Linked DNA regions of Homo sapiens: region 2 is linked to region 1. Evidence: read pairs that join two places in POLR2A ChIA-PET (ENCODE). Cell type or tissue: GM12878. All regions are shown on one strand. Each heading gives the region's core, and the rest is flanking DNA. Links, peaks and the distances in the headings are about the cores only. Region 1 overlaps LOC105375199 (a long non-coding RNA gene). Region 2 overlaps SNX10 (sorting nexin 10).

The links. ChIA-PET counts read pairs that join two places held together with the same protein. Peaks named below come from ENCODE experiments on the same cell type or tissue, not always from the same donor. Only the 100,000 strongest peaks of a DNase experiment are listed, where the experiment ranks them.
Region 2: POLR2A ChIA-PET joins it to region 1 with 5 read pairs; 2 of 35 experiments call an interaction of 5 or more read pairs at or near these places.

Annotation. Positions count from the first base shown.
Region 1 is chr7:25,967,182-25,970,093 of GRCh38, reverse strand. The region is part of intron 6 of LOC105375199 (a long non-coding RNA gene); the gene reads left to right. Among named protein-coding and RNA genes, the nearest start is that of MIR148A, 19 kb to the right of the region's middle. RefSeq lists enhancers at 1,097-1,536, 1,987-2,046. In GM12878, for the core only: a CTCF peak has its summit at 1,473; DNase peaks (open chromatin) are centred at 1,483, 1,763 and 2,513; H3K4me3 peaks cover 1,208 bases; H3K27ac peaks cover 2,182 bases.
Region 2 is chr7:26,347,179-26,350,090 of GRCh38, reverse strand. The region is part of intron 2 of SNX10 (sorting nexin 10); the gene reads right to left. Among named protein-coding and RNA genes, the nearest start is that of LINC02981, 50 kb to the left of the region's middle. RefSeq lists an enhancer at 1,481-1,630. In GM12878, for the core only: no CTCF peak of the experiment used is centred there; a DNase peak (open chromatin) is centred at 1,686; H3K27ac peaks cover 1,223 bases.

The sequences.
Region 1 (2,912 bases), core at 295-2,794:
CTTTGGGAGAAGGTGCAGAATAAATAAATATAAATAACATTGAACCAACAGCAGTTTCTGAGTGTGGACTGAATTACCACAGGGTGTGCAAGGGGAGTGTGTCCACCGTTTTGTAGCTTAGCATGGTTTCTGGAACTTAGTTCATGTTCAACACATGTTAGTAGTAGTAGTAGCAGTAGTTGTTGTTATTAGTATTATTATTATAACTACATGAACCGGGCATTTTAAAATTTATTTCAATATTTAATTTAGAGAAGTACATGTATATATATTTTGGAGACAGAGTCTCACTGTATCTCGAGTCTGGAGTGCAGTGGCATGATCTCACTCAGCTCACTGCAACCTCCACCTCCCAGGTTCAAGCAATTCTCGTTCCTCAGCTACCCAAGTAGATGGGACTACACGCACCCACCACCACGCCTGGCTAATTTTTTTATTTTTAGTAGAGACAGGGTCTCACCATATTGGCCAGACTGGTCTCGAACTCCTGACCTCAAGTGATCTGCCCGCCTCAGCCTCCCAAAGTGTTAGGATTACAGGCGTGAGCCACTGTGCCCGGCCCTTGGCAAGGCTATGTTAAAACAAAGGATGTTATGGGTTACCTAATAACTTGACATAGTGTATTTTTTTGTTTTGTTTTGTTTTGTTTTTGTTTTTGTTTTTGTTTTGAGACTGAGTTTTACTCTTGTCGCCCAGGCTGGAGTGCAATGGTGTGATCTTGGCTCACTGCAACCTCTGCCTCCTGGGGCCAACCAATTCTCCTGCCTCAGCCTCCGAGTAGCTGGGATTACAGGTGTGCGCCACAACGGCCAGCTAATTTTTGTATTTTTAGTAGAGACGGGGTTACACCATATTGGCCAGGCTGGTCTCAAACTCCTGACCTCAGGTGATCCATCCGCCTTGGCTTCCCAGAGTGCTGGGATTACAGGCATGAACCACCGTGCCCAGCCCATAGTGGTAATTTCTTAATGCCTTTGTGGAACCAGCTCAGTGGTTGGGACACTTTTACAGGTGAGTGGGCTTTGAAGCATAAGGCTCTTCAGGGCAAGTCCCTTAGGAGCAGCCTTATAAAGACGTAAGGCAATGCTGACCTCTCTCGTGGCATGGGTCTCCCCTCTGGGCAGCAGCCCCTGCTGATGGCGGGGATAGTTCAGAAGGAATTTGGTGGCCGGGAACGTCCTCTGTGCTGAGCGCACCCTCTAGTCCTTTGCCATGCAGCTGTGGCGATTTGCGTAGCCTGTGCTATTTATAACTGCATATTTGCTCAGAAAGAACCATCTCATTTTCTGACTGCAGCTGCCCACACGGGTCTGGCCGCCGCTGGGGTTTTCCAGCAGGCCACCACGCCGCCACATCACTTGAGAGCATCTTCCGTGGGTTCTGCCTCGTTCTCCTGCCCTCATGACGTTCTGTGGTTTCACTTTGGCTCACTCATTCATCTCACAGCCATGCATTGAGCACCTACTATGGGCCAGACACTATCCAAGGCCCTCAGAAAACTGAGTGAGACACATGTGCTGCAAATCCCTCCCTCAAGTAGCTTGCAGGCTATGAGGAAGACTGATAGGCAATTTACTGTGCAGGTTCTTAGCCTTTGGTGTTAGTTTCTACCTTCTCTTCCTCTGTTTTCAAACCAGATCCTTGGCGGGAACCTGCCATGCCGCAAGCTTGTTTTTGTCTTTCCATTCACTGTCAAACTCTACCACGTGATTGCACCCACTCATTAAATGCCCTGCAGCCTGGCTTCCTGCCTAGATCACCAGTCACTCATACCGGCTACCCTCCCTTTACCCTCACGTTTCAGTTCTCTTTTGACTGTGAAGACCTAGTGTTGGACCCAGTGGAACACCTGTGTGTCTCCGCACGTGGCGCCCGCGCTGGCTAGCCTCACTCCTTTGCTCTGCTCCCTCTGACATGGGTTCTGTCACCTCCTCTTCCCTTGGGACCCAGGAGCCCTGACTTCAACCTGATCTTCCTTCTCTCCAGTTCCCAAACCCAGCCAGTCCCAGGCCGTCGTGTTCCCTCCCATCTCTGGAGGACTCATTTGGCAAGTGTCATGATTTACCTTGTGGTTTATCAAGGGGTACTGTTGATTGGTAGTTATTTTTGTCATCTCATAATTTGAGTTTTCATGCAGATTGTGAATGGTCCTTGTTCACAGAGCTAATAAGCAGTCCCTTCTGGCTGAATCTGCTGAGGACTGGCAATAGATATTTTCCCTTCTCTTTAGCTAGTTAGCTAGTGTGCCAGGCCTGGCCTGTGAGGCCATTCCTTCCCAGCTGTGCTGTGTAATGCAGGAGGCTGGCCCTTGTGGGCTATTTCTTAGGATCCGGTGTCAGCTGCTTTCTGGCTGGGTTTGGCCAATGGAAGGCACCAATGGGAACTGCATGGTGAGAAGAAGAGAGAAGCCACAATGTTTCTCCTTGCCCTTCCCTGTCTTGAATGGCATCTACAGCTCCAGCTCCTACCAATCAGGCCCCTGTGGTTCCAGCTTCTGCAGGGTGACCTGGCTTCTTCTGGCTTCTGGTAACACTGCTTCCTCCTTTGATCCTCCACTTTAGGGGCAGTATAGCTTCCTGTCCCTGCTCATCTCTGGGTTATGTCACCGTCTCCTAGTAACTGCTCAGCTTTGTTGTCTCCTGAGCAACCAAAATACTCAGAGTGGTTTCTGTTCCCTGGCTAGATTATGGCAGACATGGTTATTCCTGCCTTCTTCCCTTCCTTCCCTCTCTTCTTCCCTTGTTCCCTCCCTTTTTCCTTCCTTCCTTCCAATTAGTTATTTATTGCTGCATAACAAATTACTCTAAAACCTAGGCAATAAGCATTTAAGAGCTCACAGGTCCTGTAAGTAAGGAATCTGGGCACAGCCTAGCTGGGCACCTCTGGCTCAAGTTGTCTCATGCAGTCAAGCT
Region 2 (2,912 bases), core at 197-2,696, 380 kb before region 1:
GGAGATATGCACGCATGCACACATACATTCAAAAGGGGTTTCAGCCCACACTTCAGGTCACATCACACAGGGAGGAACAGTCTAGTTACACCAAGTGAGCCCTGTGCCAAGGAAAGAGCCCAGTGCCCTTATGGAGGAGGGAGCAGGCGCTTGGGCAAGAATGTCCGACTCCATGAAAGGGACTGTGTGCAGCTGGAGCAAATGCTCACTCATACACCCCACAAGATGAGTTCAGCAAGGCTGAGGCAAGCATCCTGAGTAGTGTAGAAAAATCAAACAGCTCACTCTGGACATTCGAATATAAAAAGAATAAAAATGCCTAGCTCCACAAAAGACACTGTCTGAAATGCGCTTCCTGTCACAGCCACCTGCCTTTCCATTTGGAGTCTGGGTTCTGTCTCATTAAACAGAAGAGTTGATTCAGTTGGGTCCATCTAATTATTCTTATTAAAATATGTAACCATAATATTTTAATTGTAAATTAAAGTTGCATGCATGAATGACTCTGAATTCATTTTAATTTCACAATGGCCCAATGCCAAGGCCTTTTTATGGAGAAGATCCATCAGCTCGGATACTGCTCTCCTGGGAATTCAAACCAATGTGCAAATGGAACATGCTTAACTAACAAGGGAGATTCTCACTCCCTTTTCTCCTCTTTCTAGATTTATTACAGTCATAAAGCTGTTTTAACAAGAGAGACTACATTTGATTCCTCACCCCCAAAATGTAAAAAAAAAAAAAAAATTACTAAATTTTAAGGTCAGTACTACCATTTAGACAGAACCAAGATGTCACTCCCAGGCTGTATGAATCTTGTTACGAGGATGGTAAATAAATCTCAATTCACGTGCCAACCTCATGATTAATTAGTAATGTTTGCTGTGGGTACTGAGAGAAAAGTGCTTCCATACTCACTGTACCCTTGGTCTAGATTCCAAAACAATCAGTCATACTGCATTTGGTCCTTACATATTCGATTAGGTGGAACCTGAATTACTTTCCACTAAACAACCAGACACTAGGATATGAAAGGCTTGACCTAAACCTTCTCTATTTCTAACTGGCATTGACTACAGGGTGCTGTTGAGGAGCTGATTAGATAAAAATATCTTTTATAGTTAAAGGTTTAGAAAGCTTCTTCTTGACTTCTAAGCCAATGCCTGAAGGATAAGTAGAAGTTAGCCAGTCAACACAGTACAAAGGCTAGGGGAAGAGATTATTCCAGGCAGTGGAAAAAAACATCTGTAAAAGTCCATGGGGGTCAGAGTGCATGGAGCATTCAAGGCTCTAAAATAAGCTCTGAAATAAGGAACAAGAAGTGCACTGGAGTGGTAGGTGGGGCACAGGAAAGAAGTCTGGAGAAAGAAGGAGGTTTGGATCCTGCAGAGTGCTAGAGACCACGTGCAGGTGTTTTGACTTTGTTCTAAGGGCAATGGATTTGACGCCAGGCGATCATTCCAGCTACACCAAGTGACTCTGCACACTGCCACACATGGGTGCTGGGAGGATAACTCCGCCCATGGCTCCTTTGGGAGGACGACCAGAAGCTCTGTCCTTGGACCCCACCTGACTGCCCATGCGTCCAGCTCTTGCTTTGGCTGGTTCTCGTTTGTGTTCTTTCTCTATAAAAAGCAGCGTCTGTGAGGATAATAGCTCTGAGTTCTGTGAGTTTTTCTTGTGAATTATTAAACTTGAAGGTGGTTCAGGAAAGCCCCAAGCTTGCAATTGGTGTTGAAGACAAGGGCAGTCCTGTGGGAACTATGCCCTTAACCTTGCAGTTTCATTAACTTCATGGGCGGGTATTTCCCGGAACAAGCAGCTTGGTCTCAGGATTACTTAAAATGAGATGGAAAAAAGCATGCCTGGTATAGGTATTGTGGAAGGTCACCTCTAGGGGTGGAAGTGAGGGGGACTGACTGGAAAAGGGCACACGGTACCTTCTGGGGAGCCAGAAACATCTATACTTTGATCTGAGTGGTAGTTACACAGGTATATAAAAATCCATTTAGGCCATGATCAGTGGCTCATGTCTGCAATCCCAGCTCTTTGGGAGGCTGAGGCAGGAGGACTGCTTGAAGCCAGAAGTTCGAGACCAATCTAGGCAACAAAGAGAGACCCTGTCTCTACTAAAACAAAAAGACAAAAATCCATTGAGCTACATACATAAGATTGGAACACTTTATGCATTTTACTATACATATTATAGCCCAATTTTTTTGTTTTTTGTGGGTTTTTTCTGAGACAGAGTCTCGCTTTGTCACCCAGGCTGGAGTGCAGTGGCATGATCTCAGCCCACTGCAACCTCCACCTCCCAGGTTCAAGAGATTCTTGTGCCTCAGCCTCCCAAGTAGCTGGAACTACAGACGCATGCCACTACGCCCAGCTAATTTTGGTATTTTTAGTAGAGATGGGGTTTCCCCATGTTGGACAGGCTGGTCTCGAACTCCTGACCTCAAGTAATCCAACCACCTCGGTCTCCCAAAGTGCTGGGATTACAGGCATGAGTCATGGTGCCCAGCCAATTATTTTGGTTTTTGGTTTTTCGTTTGAGACAGGGTCTTGCTCTGTCGCCGGGGCTGAAGTGTGGTGGCGTAATCTTGGCTCACTGCAACCTCTGGCTCCCAGGCTCAAGCAATCCTCCCACCTCAGCCTCCTGAGTACATAGGACCACAGGCACAGGCCACCATGCCCGTCTAGCCCAATTTTTAAAAGTTAAAAAACAAACCAAAACACTGCCTTTGAAAATGGGGAAGCCCAGCCTAGAGTTAAGGGATGCAAGCAAGGCTGGACTGCTGAGAAGAACCTGAAGCCAAAGATAGGGCTGAAATTAAAGATGTGAGAGCTAGCAAAGGACTTTCTGGAAAGATTCTCTGAAATAAATGGTTTCATGCTTTCCACTTGTGCAGGGT